Linked DNA regions of Homo sapiens: regions 2, 3, 4 and 5 are each linked to region 1. A link is a contact called in ENCODE Hi-C or POLR2A ChIA-PET data. All regions are on one chromosome and are shown on one strand. Each heading gives the region's core, a stretch centred on a gene start or an enhancer-like site at or near the end of the contact. The rest is flanking DNA. Distances are from core to core; before and after follow the strand shown.

The links. A loop is a pair of places that touch in the nucleus more often than their neighbours do. ChIA-PET counts read pairs that join two places held with the same protein, here RNA polymerase II (POLR2A). Pooled maps may share reads with other maps.
Region 2: a loop to region 1 is called in a pooled map, with 4 times the contacts of the local background. The contact joins the promoter of ESRP2 here to the promoter of TANGO6 in region 1. A Hi-C loop is called at or near these places in 2 of 168 maps with a recorded cell type or tissue (CD4-positive, alpha-beta T cell and GM12878) and 7 of 50 pooled maps. POLR2A ChIA-PET finds 5 or more read pairs at or near these places in 3 of 52 experiments (CD4-positive, alpha-beta T cell, IMR-90 and activated CD4-positive, alpha-beta memory T cell).
Region 3: a loop to region 1 is called in a map of naive thymus-derived CD4-positive, alpha-beta T cell, with 17 times the contacts of the local background. The contact joins the promoter of CYB5B here to the promoter of TANGO6 in region 1. A Hi-C loop is called at or near these places in 1 of 168 maps with a recorded cell type or tissue (naive thymus-derived CD4-positive, alpha-beta T cell) and 6 of 50 pooled maps. POLR2A ChIA-PET finds 5 or more read pairs at or near these places in 2 of 52 experiments (HepG2 and activated CD4-positive, alpha-beta T cell).
Region 4: a map of CD4-positive, alpha-beta T cell shows a loop between it and region 1 (9-fold over the local background). The contact joins the promoter of TERF2 here to the promoter of TANGO6 in region 1. A Hi-C loop is called at or near these places in 1 of 168 maps with a recorded cell type or tissue (CD4-positive, alpha-beta T cell) and 8 of 50 pooled maps. POLR2A ChIA-PET finds 5 or more read pairs at or near these places in 1 of 52 experiments (activated CD4-positive, alpha-beta T cell).
Region 5: a loop to region 1 is called in a pooled map, with 12 times the contacts of the local background. The contact joins the promoter of SLC7A6OS here to the promoter of TANGO6 in region 1. A Hi-C loop is called at or near these places in 6 of 50 pooled maps. POLR2A ChIA-PET finds 5 or more read pairs at or near these places in 2 of 52 experiments (K562 and activated CD4-positive, alpha-beta T cell).

Annotation. Positions count from the first base shown.
Region 1 is chr16:68,842,160-68,844,895 of GRCh38, reverse strand. It overlaps TANGO6 (transport and golgi organization 6 homolog), which reads right to left and starts at 1,365. Exons shown (of 18, transcript NM_024562.2): 1 at 1,185-1,365. The coding sequence starts at 1,278. RefSeq lists an enhancer at 1,125-1,394.
Region 2 is chr16:68,234,772-68,237,507 of GRCh38, reverse strand. It overlaps ESRP2 (epithelial splicing regulatory protein 2), which reads left to right and starts at 1,381. Exons shown (of 15, transcript NM_024939.3): 1 at 1,381-1,660; 2 at 1,746-1,874. The coding sequence starts at 1,463. RefSeq lists enhancers at 1-5, 6-593, 594-1,182 and a silencer at 1,204-1,433.
Region 3 is chr16:69,423,208-69,425,943 of GRCh38, reverse strand. CYB5B (cytochrome b5 type B) reads right to left here and starts at 1,325. Exons shown (of 5, transcript NM_030579.3): 1 at 1,087-1,325. The coding sequence starts at 1,260. RefSeq lists enhancers at 947-1,494, 1,495-2,042.
Region 4 is chr16:69,384,691-69,387,426 of GRCh38, reverse strand. TERF2 (telomeric repeat binding factor 2) reads left to right here and starts at 1,420. Exons shown (of 10, transcript NM_005652.5): 1 at 1,420-1,834; 2 at 1,941-2,036; 3 at 2,717-2,736. The coding sequence starts at 1,456. RefSeq lists a silencer at 1,425-1,804.
Region 5 is chr16:68,309,548-68,312,283 of GRCh38, reverse strand. SLC7A6OS (solute carrier family 7 member 6 opposite strand) reads left to right here and starts at 1,338. Exons shown (of 5, transcript NM_032178.3): 1 at 1,338-1,549; 2 at 1,671-1,949. The coding sequence starts at 1,358. It overlaps PRMT7 (protein arginine methyltransferase 7), which reads right to left and starts at 1,265. Exons shown (of 19, transcript NM_019023.5): 1 at 1,185-1,265; 2 at 108-242. RefSeq lists an enhancer at 1,369-2,333.

The sequences.
Region 1 (2,736 bases), core at 116-2,615:
TGAGACAATGTAGCATATTTACCATACTTTTAGTGGAAATAACCTAAATTCAAATTCTGCCACTTACTAGTCTGACATTGGGCAATTTCCAATGTACCTGAACCTTGGTCCTTCATCCGTAAAAATTGAATACAAGTAGTACCGATCCCAGGGGATCGTAATGAGGATTAAATGATGTGTATGTCAACAGCCTACTATGGGGACTGATACTTAGTAGGCACTCATTTACTAATATTAGTAACTTGTGTTCACTTCCCGCTGGTGTGGTGTAATGTTTGCAGAAGTTTTTGCAGTTTTAAGTATAAAATCTGAGACTGGGAGGTGATCCCCTTTGGCCTTTCATGTGCCCTTGCTAATTCTACAGATCCCTTCCCATCCCTTCCCCCAAATATACACCCCAGTGATAAGCAGAGCTCTATCTTCCACGTCCTTTCCAAAAGCTCCAGATAACATCAGAGCCCCTATACTGAACAATTTGTCTGATTCTGAGAAGGGGGTTCAGTAGATCTCGGGCCTAGGTCCGTGTTCTGCCCCTAATTTGACCACGTGATCTTGGACAGGTTACTTAATTTCTTCAGTGAGCCTTGGGTGTCCTCAGTCGCAAAAGGAGTAGCAGCTTCAACCACTCCCAATATCCCTTCAGATTTTAGACTGGGAAGAAACTGTCCACGCACCACAAAGATTAAAAGCGCCTGGTAACCCCTAAATACTCTCCCCAAACCCATTTCAAACGTCACTGCTTCCGATGTCTGGACTTCTTGGCATTTCGTACAAATCTCAAGGGTCCATGCTGGCCCCTGCGCCCTCACGCGGCTAGGACCTCACATTTCTACGTCGCGGGCGCCCTACCCTCTCTGGAGCTGGGTCCATATCCCCCTCCCAAGAGCGCTGCAGTAAGCACTGAATGAAATAACGGCCCCGCCTGACAGAGCCCAGCACAAGGCAAATGCTCAAGAGATGTTGGCTAATATCAGCAGTCAACGGATCCCGCGCCCTCCTTGAGCCTCAGTTTCCTCAAGAACGTAATGAGGACGGGCATAGACAATGCTCAAAGCCCCCAGCAGCGGGCGGAGGGTCCCGAGGCGGGCCTAAGGGGCGCACGCTGCGGAAGGCAGGGCAGCCCCGGAAGCCGGGCGGCCCTGAGAGTCCCGGGTCCAGCCCGGCGCGGAGATGCGTCCTCTCACCTCCCGGGCTCAGCAGCAGCTTCAATGCCTCCAAAATCCGATCCAGACCGCATGTCTCCTGAGCCCCGCTGCCCACGGCCTGTCGGGCCGCCATGACTGGAGTGTAACACCACGCTCGCGACCCGCTCAGGCGCCTCGGCAGGGCGCCGCCGCCGCCATGTTAAGTGTGGCAGAAGGCTCTGGGCACACTATGGGGCGGGGCCAAATCGATCGGGAACGCCCCCTTCACATTTTTTTTCCGTCCCGGCTTAGTCCGGGGGGTAAGAGGGAACCCAAAAATGGCTAATCTGCCCACGCGCACAATTTCAGAAGCTCAATATGATTAACCGCTATGTAAAGAAGGAAGAGAGAAGTAATGTATCATTAAAGCTATATTTCAATATGAAAATACTCAGGTACTCAACACTGGCAGACATAATGAAGCAGACAGATGCTTCCATCTGCTTACAGTGAAGTATGGATAAGAAAAACAATATTCAGGCTGGGCGCGGTGGCTCACACCTGTAATCGCAGCACTCTGGGAGGCCGAGGCGGGCAGATCACAAGGTCAGGAGTTTGAGACCAACCTGTCCGATATGGTGAAACCCCGTCTCTACTAAACATACAAAAATTAGCCAGGCGTGGTGGCGGGCGCCTGTAGTCCCAGCTACCCGGGAGGCTGAGGCAGGAGAATCGCTCGAAGCTGGGAGGTCGAGGTTGCAGTGAGCCGAGATCACACCACTGCACTCCAGCCTGGGCGACAGAGCGAGACTCCATCTCAAAACAAACAAACAAACAAAACCTAAGTACAGACGTACACACGCATATATATCCATCGTGAATGTAAAGCTACAAATGTTGTTATGGGTAATATGATTTTTTTTTTCAGTGAACTTAGTAAAGTTCCCAGTAAAAGTTCGATCTGTGTTCTGTTTTCATGGTTGATGCATTCCTCGAAAATTCAGGGTCTATCAAAACCATGCCCTCCGCCAAACTGTTTTTATATGTAAAACAGAATGGATTTGAGATTCAGATTATCGGAAACAGGTTTTCACCTACATAAATCCTGGTGGGACGTTGAAAAACCATGTTGTCTGAAAGTCATGCCGCAGACACAGGACAATGTTTTTGAGGGCAGGACCTTTATTTTTATTTTATTTTTTGAGATGGGGTCTCGCTCTGTCGCCTAGGCTGGAGTTCAGTGGCGTGATCTCGGCTCACTGCAACCTCTGCCTCCCAGGCTGAAACAATTATCTGGCCTCAGCCCCCCGAGTAGCTGGGATTACTGGAGTGCCCCAGCATGCCCGGCTAATTTTTGTATTTTTTGTGGAGACAAGGTTTCGCCCTCTTGGCTAGGCTGGTCTTGAGCTCCTCACCTCAAGTGACCTGCCCACCTGGGCCTCCCAAAGTGCTGGGATTACAGGCGTGAGCCACTGCGCCCGGCCCAAAGGACAAACTTCTTAATGGTCCGGTCCTTGGGCGAGAATAAGCTGCGCATAGCTATTACCCTTTTTGGCATGACTCTTGTTTCTTCTTTTCTTTGTCATTTTGGAATGCAGGGCCTGAGAGGGAA
Region 2 (2,736 bases), core at 132-2,631, 610 kb after region 1:
TGCTCTCCCTGTCGCCGTGTCCGGGCGCGAGTCATTTCCGTCCCGGGCGCCTGTTTCTTTAGCTGCCAAGTGGAGCTACGCTGAGCTCTCTCCCCCCGGGCCTCGCCCCTTTCCCGGGCATGAGCTCTGGTGATGCGCCCGGGTGCCCCGCTCTCTCCATTGTCCAGGGGCCGGGCCGCAGCACCCTCCTTGTCCGAAAGCGCGTGGTGCGGCTCCCGTCTCAGTCTCGAGTCGGGCTAGGCAACCGCGTGACTCAGTTCCCGCCACGCTGGAGCCCCCTCCTTCCTGCTGGATTATTCAGTTTCTCAGTCACTTATTCAGTTTCTCAGTCACCTCCCTGGGAGAGTTTGGGAAAGTAAGGAACGGCCGGGAAACGCGCCATAAAGGAGCCTCACCAAGCTCCACTGGGCAAAGGGAGGAATGGGAGCCCCAAATGCGGGGCTGTCAATTGGGTTGTAGGTGCGGGATGGAAAAGGGAGGATCTGCAGCCCGCATGCGCGCACACACGCTCAACGCTAGCCCCCCATCGGCCAGAGCGCTCGCAATCTCCAGGCAGCTTCTCCACCGTCCAGAAAGGGACGAAAGCAGGCAGGCCCCCACACGTGGGGTAGGAGTGAGGCTCCAGGCCCGTTCTACCCCTCTCAGCCTCGTCTAGGGTGCAGCTCTCTGCGATTTGGGGGGTTCCTTTCCCCAGCATTGAGGCCTGCCCACTCCCAACCCACAACGACCGCGCTCTGGCACTTCTCAGTGCCAGGCTAGCGCTCGGCCCTAGCATCTGCGTGGACAAGCCCTTCCCTGTGATCCCTGGTGACCACCCCACAGCTCTAACAACGCTGATGTTCCCGCCGCCCTCCCCTTTCCCAGGTGACTTCTGGTGATCCCCCTACAGGGTGATACCCGGCAACTCTCACCGCCCCCTTGACCCTTTGACTTCCATCAACCCCAGACCTGCCGTGTTGACCCCCACAGCCCCTAGACTGCCTCCTGGTGACTTCCATACTGGAGAAGGCCTCTGTCTTGCACGCTCCTTTGCAGAGGCCTGACGACCCCTGGGGAAGAGTGGGGGGAGAGCGGAAGAATGGGTTAGCCCCCAAAATCAGGCAGGACCAGCCCTGGAAGTAGGAATCCGGATCCTAAGCGTGCGCCCAGGCCGGGAGCGTGAGCTCTTGCGTCCTGGGTTGAGTTCTGGCGGCCCTCCCCCAAGGTTCCCGGAGCCGCCCCGGTCACGTGGCCGGCGGGGCCGGCAGGTAACTCGCCTGGAGAGGGCGTGGGCCGGTAGCCGCCCCGCCCCGCGGGGCGCCACGGGCGGGTCTTGGCAGCGCCCACTGAGCCAGCCGGGCCGCAGGTGCCGCCCCCGATACACGGTGTCCCGCCCAAGCTGATCCGCGTCTGCGGTCGGTCGGTGCGTGCGTGCGCCTCGTCGGTCCGCGTGTCTGGCCGAGAGCCCCCTTCCTCTGCGGCCATGACTCCGCCGCCGCCGCCGCCCCCTCCCCCGGGCCCTGACCCCGCGGCCGACCCCGCCGCGGACCCCTGCCCCTGGCCCGGATCACTGGTCGTCCTCTTCGGGGCTACGGCGGGTGCGCTGGGACGGGACCTGGGCTCGGACGAGACCGACTTAATCCTCCTAGTTTGGCAAGTGGTTGAGCCGCGGAGCCGCCAGGTAGGGTGGAAAAGAGGCGGTGAGGTCCCCAGGGAGCTTCCGGGGTCGAGGGGCGCGGCTGATCGGTTTCCCCCGCCGCTCACAGGTGGGGACGCTGCACAAATCGCTGGTTCGTGCCGAGGCGGCCGCACTGAGTACGCAGTGCCGCGAGGCGAGCGGCCTGAGCGCCGACAGCCTGGCGCGGGCAGAGCCGCTGGACAAGGTGCTGCAGCAGGTGAGCGCCGGGGTGGGTGGCGGCATGGCCTGGACGTGAGGACATTTCTGGGCGGGATTGGCGGCCGGAGGCTAGGCCTGGCGTGCCGCAACCAACCGGTCCAGGCGGCAGGACTGGGCTCTTGTTTGAAACTTTGAGCGACTCTCGCGTGTGCGTGCCCCTTTCATCCGCGCGTGCCAGCCATTCCCCTGGGCTCCTTACTTTTCAACCATTGCAGGAACCTACTCCTACCGAAGGGATCGGGACGCAGGCTTTGGGATCCATCCCCAGTTCCCGCCCGGGGAGCGAGGCCGAGACGCCTTTGGGAGACCTGCTGGGTCAGGTCTCCCTGAGCCGCAGCCGGAAGCGAAAGGGGTCGAGGGGCCCATATAGGTCACCTGTCCTTGCGGCCCGCGTCTTCGGCCTGCTTGGGAGCTGCTGGAGCGGAGGCGTAGGGCGGTGTCGGCCCTAGAGGTAGACGCCGCCAGGTGTAAACTGCTCGTCTAGGCCTGTCCCGGCCGGCTGGCCAGGCGTGGGCGCTGTCCCGGCCTGGCCTGGGGGACTATCTGCCTGCTGAGTGCAAAGGCCTGGGGTGCCTCCTGCCCTAGCTGAAGTGGGAGGTGGTTTCCATTGCTGTTTTCTTTTCCTTATCTTCACTACGGCGCTCATTCTATGTCTGACTCTTGAGTGTAATTAGTGTAAGTCCTTTTTATACACTCACGTTCTTTCATCTTCCAACAACTCTTGTGGTTCCTGATGAGGAGGCACCACGATGATGATTCCTTGTCTGTTCCAGAAGGGCTCCCGGCCCTTCACTTGGGGAGTTTGCTGGAGGAGAGCTGGGTTGCCTTGCTCTGTCAGCCCCAAGTTGTAAAGTGTCACA
Region 3 (2,736 bases), core at 76-2,575, 580 kb before region 1:
TCTCTTTTAGGCCCCAAATTAATCGAAAAAATATTTCACTAGTATATTTGCTTCAGAGAAATAGAAGTGAACTTTCACAAGTCATTAATCTATTGCTCAAAATAAAATGATCACACACAAACCGAAAATCAAAGCTTCAAACATACACACACCGAAAATCAAAGCTTCAAACCAATCTTTAGCGGCTGCATATCACTAGTTGCCTGGGGTTGGGAGAGAATGACTGCAAAGGGAAAGGAAGCTTTTTAGAATGATGGAAATGGTTTATGTCTTAACATGGATGAATACATTTTTCAAAACTCATCAAAATGTACATTTTAGATAGGCACAATTTACGTATGTACATTACACCTCAATAAAGTTTTAAATATTTAGAAGTCTATCCTGTTTCCTTAAAAAAAAAATTAGTTGCACCATGGTCTCAAAAATAATTTTTAAAATGAGATGTAATGCAACAGACTTGAAGATTAAATAAAACAGTCTTGAATATTTAAGAAAAATGACAAAACATGAGTCAAAAACAAAAAAAAAGGGTTGATTTATGAGTTTCTGGCCTCAAGGTCAACTCAGATTAGGGGGAAAAAAAAACAGTGGAGGCATAATCAAGATGGGGAAGCGTGTGGAGAGAAATCTCAGCTTCTACTCTAGAAGACGAAAACCAAAACCGGTATTACTTCAGAAGGCACACTGGAAAAGCACAGATGTGGGTGCACTTCAGACCTAGGTTCAACGGATCTAAGCTGCTAACTCTATGGCCCTGAGAGTCCTCAACCTGTGAGCCTCAGTTTCCCTTTCTGTAAAATAAAGATAATGATGGCTTAGAGTTTAGCTGAGCACACAGCAAATGCTCGACACATAAGTAATACATGATATTACATAAGGCACCAGAACTCGGAGCTGACTGGAAATGCATGCAAACTAAAGCCCTCCCCCAATCCCACCCCAGTTTCCCTCTGAGGGTCGTGATCCCTTTCTTACGCCTTATCGCCCCCAGCCAAGCCTCCCTTCCTTCCCACATACACTCCACACAGCCTTTTCACCCCTCGCCCCAGCAGCTTCAGAGGCCTCCCACCTCCCAGGCCCCACCTCGTTGAGGAAGCGGGTGACATCGTAGACTCGCCCATGGATCACAAGCCACAGTTCCTTCAAGGAGTTGCGCTTTGCCACCTCCTCCAACCGGTAATAGGTGACTGAGGTCTCGACTTCCTGCCCTTTCCCATCGCTGCCGCTAGCTTCCGCAGTCGCCATTGAACCGGACATACTGCCTCTCCACCGCTAACTGAGATTCCGCGACTACTTTCCTTGAGAGCCCGCGCTCAGCCTTCCTCGGCTTCCGTAACCAGGGCCCATAAGGCCTTGAGACGGTTCCTAGCAACAGCCAATCACACTTCCGAATAGTTCCTGGTTCGTTTTCTTTTCACCAATGAAGGGAGTGGCTCAGTTCGAAATCCCGCCCACTCCTCGCCCGATCCTCCAGATGAAAGTCTGGTTCGAGGTCCAACTAACCAATTAGGGTCGTTCAGCCCCCTCCAACCTCGCCAATCAGATACCGCGATTTTTGGACTGGCGCCCAAAAGAGGCGTGCTGACAGGTGTCACTTCAGGAGAGGTACCACTTCTCTCAGCCTGTGGGCCTTTAGGGTCTCCAGTGTTCTGCTTCCCTTCCCATCGCTGTGGCTTTCTCCTGAGTCTCAGAAAGTTCCTATCCCCTACACTACCGGCGCAGCCTGTATCCCAACCCTGATTTTACATCTTTGCTGCCTCCAGGTCGTGATCTGGCCAATCCCGTCTCTCCTCAATTTCCCCATCAGTAAAATGGGCTTGATAAAGCACTCTCTTACAGAGGGGTTTGCCTTTTTTTTTTTTTTTTTTTTTTTTGAGACAAGTTCTCGCTCTGTCTCCTAGGCCAGAGTGCAGTGGCACGATCTCGGCTTACTGCAAACTCCGCCTCCCAGGTTCAAGCGATTCTCCTACCTCAGCCTCTCGACTAGCTGGAACTACAGGCATGCGCCACCACGCCCGGCTAATTTTTGTATTTTTAGTAGAGAGTAGGTTTCACCATGTTGGCCAGGCTGGTCTCGAACTCCTGACCTCAGGTGATCCGCCTGCGTAGGCCTCCCAAAGTGCTGGGATTACAGGCGTGAGCCACCGCGCCTGGCCCGGTTTGCCTATTTTAATGAGAGTGCCTGTAAAGCGCTTGGCGCATAGTAATCGCTAAACATGGCAGTCGATTAGAAAGGCAATTGCTGTCCCGGACAGCAATTGGGGGTAGAATGTGGAGTATCCTATGTTTCTACCATCATTCAGAATCCGATTTTCAAACGAATTCTGTGATGATCAGGATCAATCGGCACTATTTTAGTCTCTACGTGATCTAAAATAGAATTGAACTCAACTGCTCTCCGCTAGAGGTCCCAGCACTTTGGAATTCCAAGTTTGGTTAAGGTACAGTGTTGTGCGCCACTTTTTAACTGCCATTACAACTGACAGATTGCTCTTCCTATGATGTCGTCGTTTTCATCCTGTCACTCTCGCAGTCTACCATTCAGGGCTCTCCACAATCCATTCGCAACCTCTTTCACTAACGTATAATATTTTCCACCATTCCCTTTATAAGCCTGTTGCACCCGCCCCGACTCTGAAACCTGCTGGTTTAAAACCACATCCGTGGTCATCCCAGGTCCACCAAGTTAATTTTAGATCACTTAGAGACTAAAATAGTGCAGATTGATCCTGA
Region 4 (2,736 bases), core at 171-2,670, 540 kb before region 1:
GACCGAGGCGGGCGGATCACGAGGTCAGGAGATGGAGACCATCCTGGCTAACACAGTGAAACCCCGTCTCTACTAAAAATACAAAAAATTAGCTGGGCATGGTAGTGGGCGCCTGTAGTCCCAGCCACTCGGGAGGCTGAGGCAGGAGAATGGCATGAACCCAGAGGCGGAGCTTGCAGTGAGCCGAGATCGTGCCACTGCACTCCAGCTTGGGCGACAGAACGAGATTCCATCTCAAGAAAAACAAAGAAAAAAAAGAAAAGCAGCTATGATCACCAAAGATCAGTCAGACCTAGAGGCCTCTTCTCTCATCCCGGAACGTGTACCTCATAGAACTTTTGGCTTTCCAGGATACTATACATATTAAGGTCCTGATATTAATTCACAGGTCCAGCATGGGATTCACATCCTCAAGGACATGGCCACCTGCACTTCTGAGTTGTCTTTGAGTGGCCCCAAACTGGATCTTTGCAGGTTCCAGACTAGTGGGGCTGGTAGGACAATCTTTGAAGCTAGACCAGTTACTGGGCCTCTCAGGAAGAGGCACCCACAACCACCATCCTGAACTAAGGTCTGAGCTGGAGGTTCTCCATTTGGTCAAGTGCCAGTTGGTGAATTCCAAGAGTATCAGAGATATCTGAAAGTGACTCAGACCCTCTATGGGACTATGGGTGGTCCTTTTGCTTATTTTTCTAATTGTTCTACAACAAAATGTGTTATTTTTGTGATTACAAAGAGTATATGTCTAGCGGCTGGGTTGCCAGGTGCATTCTATTTATTGGTATCACACTGGTCTTTGCTTTATAATTACAGTATTTGTTAAAATACAAATTTGTTTAAAGACTTTCCTCTGTGTATGCTCTCTTCCACAATTTTCAAAGTGTTTAATAAGGTGCACATATTTGGTTTTCTTTTTTTTCTTTTCTTTTTTTTGAGACGGAGTTTCGCTCTTGTTGCCCAGACTGGAGTGCAATGGCGCGATCTCGGCTCACCGCAACCTCCGCCTCGCGGGTTCAAGCGAGTCTCCTGCCTCAGCCTCCTGAGTAGCTAGGATTACAGGCATGCGCCACCACGTCTGGCTAATTTTGTATTTTTAGTAGAGATGGGGTTTCTCCATGTTGGTCAGGCTGGTCTCGAACTCCCGACCTCAGGTGATCCACCCGCCTCAGCCTCCCAAAGTGCTGGGATTACAGGCGTAGAGCCACCGATCCCGGCCTGTTTTTCAGTCTCTAATACACTGTTCCGCGTCCCTAGCATAGTAGCTGTTTTCTGTAAATTCGGAGCGAAGTTGACTGCAAAACCCGCCGGGTTCACCGGCCTGGGCGGTGTGGACTTCAAGCCCCAGGAGGCATTGCGGCCGGCACATCGGGAACTACGGCGTCTGAGAAGGGGGCCGGGCCCTCCGGTCCTTTCCCTCCCAGAAGCCCGCGGGCGGCTCGGAACGCTGTTTCTATCATGGCCGCGGGAGCCGGGACGGCGGGCCCCGCTTCCGGCCCGGGCGTCGTGCGTGACCCAGCGGCGTCACAGCCGAGGAAGCGGCCCGGCCGGGAGGGCGGGGAGGGCGCGCGGCGATCGGACACGATGGCGGGAGGAGGCGGGAGTAGCGACGGCAGCGGGCGGGCAGCTGGCAGGCGGGCGTCCCGCAGTAGCGGGCGGGCCCGGCGGGGGCGCCACGAGCCGGGGCTGGGGGGCCCGGCGGAGCGCGGCGCGGGGGAGGCACGGCTGGAAGAGGCAGTCAATCGCTGGGTGCTCAAGTTCTACTTCCACGAGGCGCTGCGGGCCTTTCGGGGTAGCCGGTACGGGGACTTCAGACAGATCCGGGACATCATGCAGGGTGAGGGCCGGGCCGGGGGAGGGGGGTTGGAGCGCCGGGGAAGGGGGTCCGGGGGACCGGGAGTCGGGACTGGGGGTCGCCCAGCCAACGATGTCTTCTCTCCCAGCTTTGCTTGTCAGGCCCTTGGGGAAGGAGCACACCGTGTCCCGATTGCTGCGGGTTATGCAGTGTCTGTCGCGGATTGAAGAAGGGGAAAATTTAGGTATGGCTATTTTTGTGTTCTTCTCTGGGCTTACTTGCGTAGGGTTTTGTTTTAAAACTTATATCTAGAACTGAAGGATTCCAGGTTAAAGTGCGATAGTTTCCATCAGAGTGGTCTTTTTCATTCTACGATGGGTCTGTTTTCTGGCTCGACTGGCTCTAGTTTTCTCCGGTTAAGGTTGTCTTGGCTGCTTTTCTGTGTTTTTTTTAAATCTTCTCCCACCTGTTAATTGCTCACCCCAACTTTGCTCCTGTCTAAAGTGAGTTATGTTCATATGGACATCTTTTTTCCCCCATGGTAGAGAGTTTTTCAGAGTGGAAGTACTCTGACATTTTTCCCCTCTGAATTTAACTTGAAAGCTATTTAGCTGTTGTCAGTTTCTTGCCACTCGTATCTGAGGAGGATGGGTATATTCTGAATTTGAGAGGCAAATGCAGGTATTTAAAAATAATTTTTTTGCCTGTCTTGACAGGTGTTAAAAAATGGTCACGTTAAATTCATTGATTTGAATTTGGACCCTTATCGTGTATGTCAACCTGTAGCAAATATGTCAAAAAATTAAATGCAAATCTTACCATATTTGCATGCTCCATTTCCATAAATATATATATATAATTTTTGGACATAACTTTTTTACCCTTAGAAAAGAGCTTAAAAATGAAAACTGTGCTTTGTCCTAGACTGTTCCTTTGATATGGAG
Region 5 (2,736 bases), core at 89-2,588, 530 kb after region 1:
GCCACTGAACTCCAGCCTGGGTGACAGAGTGAGACCCTGTCTTAAAAAAAAAAATATATATATATATATATATATATAAATATACATATATTAAAATTAAAAATTACCCGAGTGTAGTGGCGCGTGCCTGTAGTCCCAGCTACTCGGTAGGCCGAGGTGAGGATCGCTTGAGCCCAGGAGGTCAAGGCTGCAGTGCGCCTCGATCACACCACTGCACTCAGCCTAGGCAGCAGAGTGAGACTCTGTCTCGAAAAAATAAAATAACAAAATTTATTAAATACCTTCTATGTGCCAGGCACTATATTAGGGACTGGAGCCACCACCACAAGCTAGAGAAGACCCTTGCCCTCCAAGAGCTTAGACTCTAATGAGAGAGTAATACAAATTACAGACTACATGAATGCAAGAAATACACAGAGCGTTGTAGAAAGAGAAAACCAAGGTTACAGAAGGACTCTGAGGAAACTAGCATTTGAGATCTACAAGACAGACCGGGATAAAAGTTGGGGAAGAGTTTTTACAGGTCAGGAATCCTTACCCCAACTTTCCCAAGAAAAGGCCCTAAGGTAGAAAGAACTAGGTTGCATAAGCAAAATGTGCCAAAAGCCTGAGCGACCGAAGCACTTTTGCAGAAGCCCCCCGCTCCTCATCTCCTATCACATCTTCTGCTCAATCAAGCTGGGCCTTGTCGACTTCGGAAAGGCGTTTGGATTTTGTTCTAAAAGCACTGGGAGCCACTCAAGAGTTTTAAGCAGAAGCGTATCTACACTAGGCTTACGCTTTTACAGGACCACTCTGGTTGGCGTGTAGTGAATACACGACTCTCCAATTACTCAGAACAGTGAGTGGCAAAGACAACAGGTCTGGCAATCAGAGAACTCGTGGCCCAGTTAGGGGTGCGATGGTTGGAGCTACTGCGGTCTCTGTGGCTGAGGGGAGGCGCCAGGCACGAGTACTGCGACAGAGCCCCGCGAGTGGCAGGCACCCGGCTGCACTGCAGAGCCGGGGCCAGCCTAGAACCCCGCTCTCCTGCAGGCCCGGGTGTCCCGAGCTGCCCCACGCGGAGGAGTCCAAGTAGGCCCACGCTAGGCTCCTCTGCCGAAACCCTGGTGCCAAGGACACCATGCTCGCTGCACACAGAACCCCAAAGCGACCCCACCTTCCCAGCATACCCAGCGCCTCACCCGCCGCGGGAAACCCTCCGCTCGCCTCCGCTGCTACCACTTTTACCGCGGCCAGCACGCGGGGCGGGACCTCGCAGCGTCGAGGAGCGTGCTGGGGGGCGGGTCCTAAAGCAGAACTGGAAAGCTATCCCATCACACCCCGCGAGCTCCCACAGTGCTCAGCGGCAGCCACTATGGAGGCCGCCAGGACCGCTGTACTCCGGGTGAAGCGGAAGCGCAGTGCGGAGCCGGCGGAGGCTCTTGTGCTCGCTTGTAAACGCCTCCGGAGCGACGCGGTCGAGTCAGCGGCACAGAAGACGTCGGAGGGTTTGGAGAGAGCGGCGGAGAATAATGTCTTCCACTTGGTGGCCACTGTGTGCTCCCAGGTATTGGGCGTGGTGCAGCTGGTGTGGAGGGCATCTTCGGGTGCAGCCGGTACGAAACCCGATCCCTGACCCGCTCGCGAACTCCTGCTTACGCTGGCCTCCGTCCCCTGTTGCCCCCTAGGAGGAACCAGTCCAGCCTCTCCTGCGGGAAGTTCTGCGCCCGTCACGGGACAGCCAGCAGCGTGTCCGCCGTAATCTCCGCGCCTCGGCTCGGGAGGTCCGGCAGGAGGGCCGCTACCGGGTGCTTTCCAGCCGCCGATCCTTGGGGACCACCTCGAGCGGCCAGGAGTCCGAGTACACGCCGGGGAACCCAGAAGCCGCCGGGAACTCGGGCTTTCAGTTGTTAGACCTTGTCCACGAGGAGGGAGAACCTGAAGCCGCCTCTGCAGGCTCCTGCAAAGTGAGTATGCCCCTGAAGGTGGTCGCTGGGCTTCTCAGGATGGTAATGCAAGAAGACTGGGCCCAGTCGCAGCACAGTTTCATCTTAAGGGGATGGATGATCCATCCGGCGTGACGGCCTCATTTTACAGATTTGGTTGTTCATCCAACATGTGTTTACTACGTGCCTACGATATGCCAGGTATTTTTTTAGATTCTGTGGATACAGCAGTGAGGACCTAACATGCAGGTAGACAGAAACAGTAAACAAGTCTATTCAGTGTCAGATGATGATAAGGGATGTAAGGAGGCGGGGAGACAAAGCAGGAAGAGTGGTGCCACTTCAGTGAGAGTGTCACTGAGGAAATGACATTTGAGTGAAGACTTGCAGAAGGTGAATGGCAGGGTATTCCACATATCGAGAGGACTTCTAGGCAGAGAACCTGAAAGTAAAGAGGCCCTTAAGCCGTTTCTTTGCTCCTTGCAAGGTGCCTGGAGCCCGGTGAGCTAGAGGAGAGCAGTAAGGAATTTGAGGGGAGGATGCCTGCTAGGTACTTGCAAGGACATTGCCTTTCACCCTGACTGAGATGGGGATCACTGGAGCAAAATAGAGATAGAGCAGGTAGGAAAATTGATCAAAGAGAGGTTAAAGGAATAGTCCTGGATAGCATATCAAGTTTGAGGTAGATTTAGGTCTAGAATGCAAGTTTTCTCACATTTAATCCAGTGCTTTTCTTTATATTACATTTGCTAACTTCATTTGCAATCACTTCCAAAAAAAGTCTACTACATGCAGCAAAACTACAGAA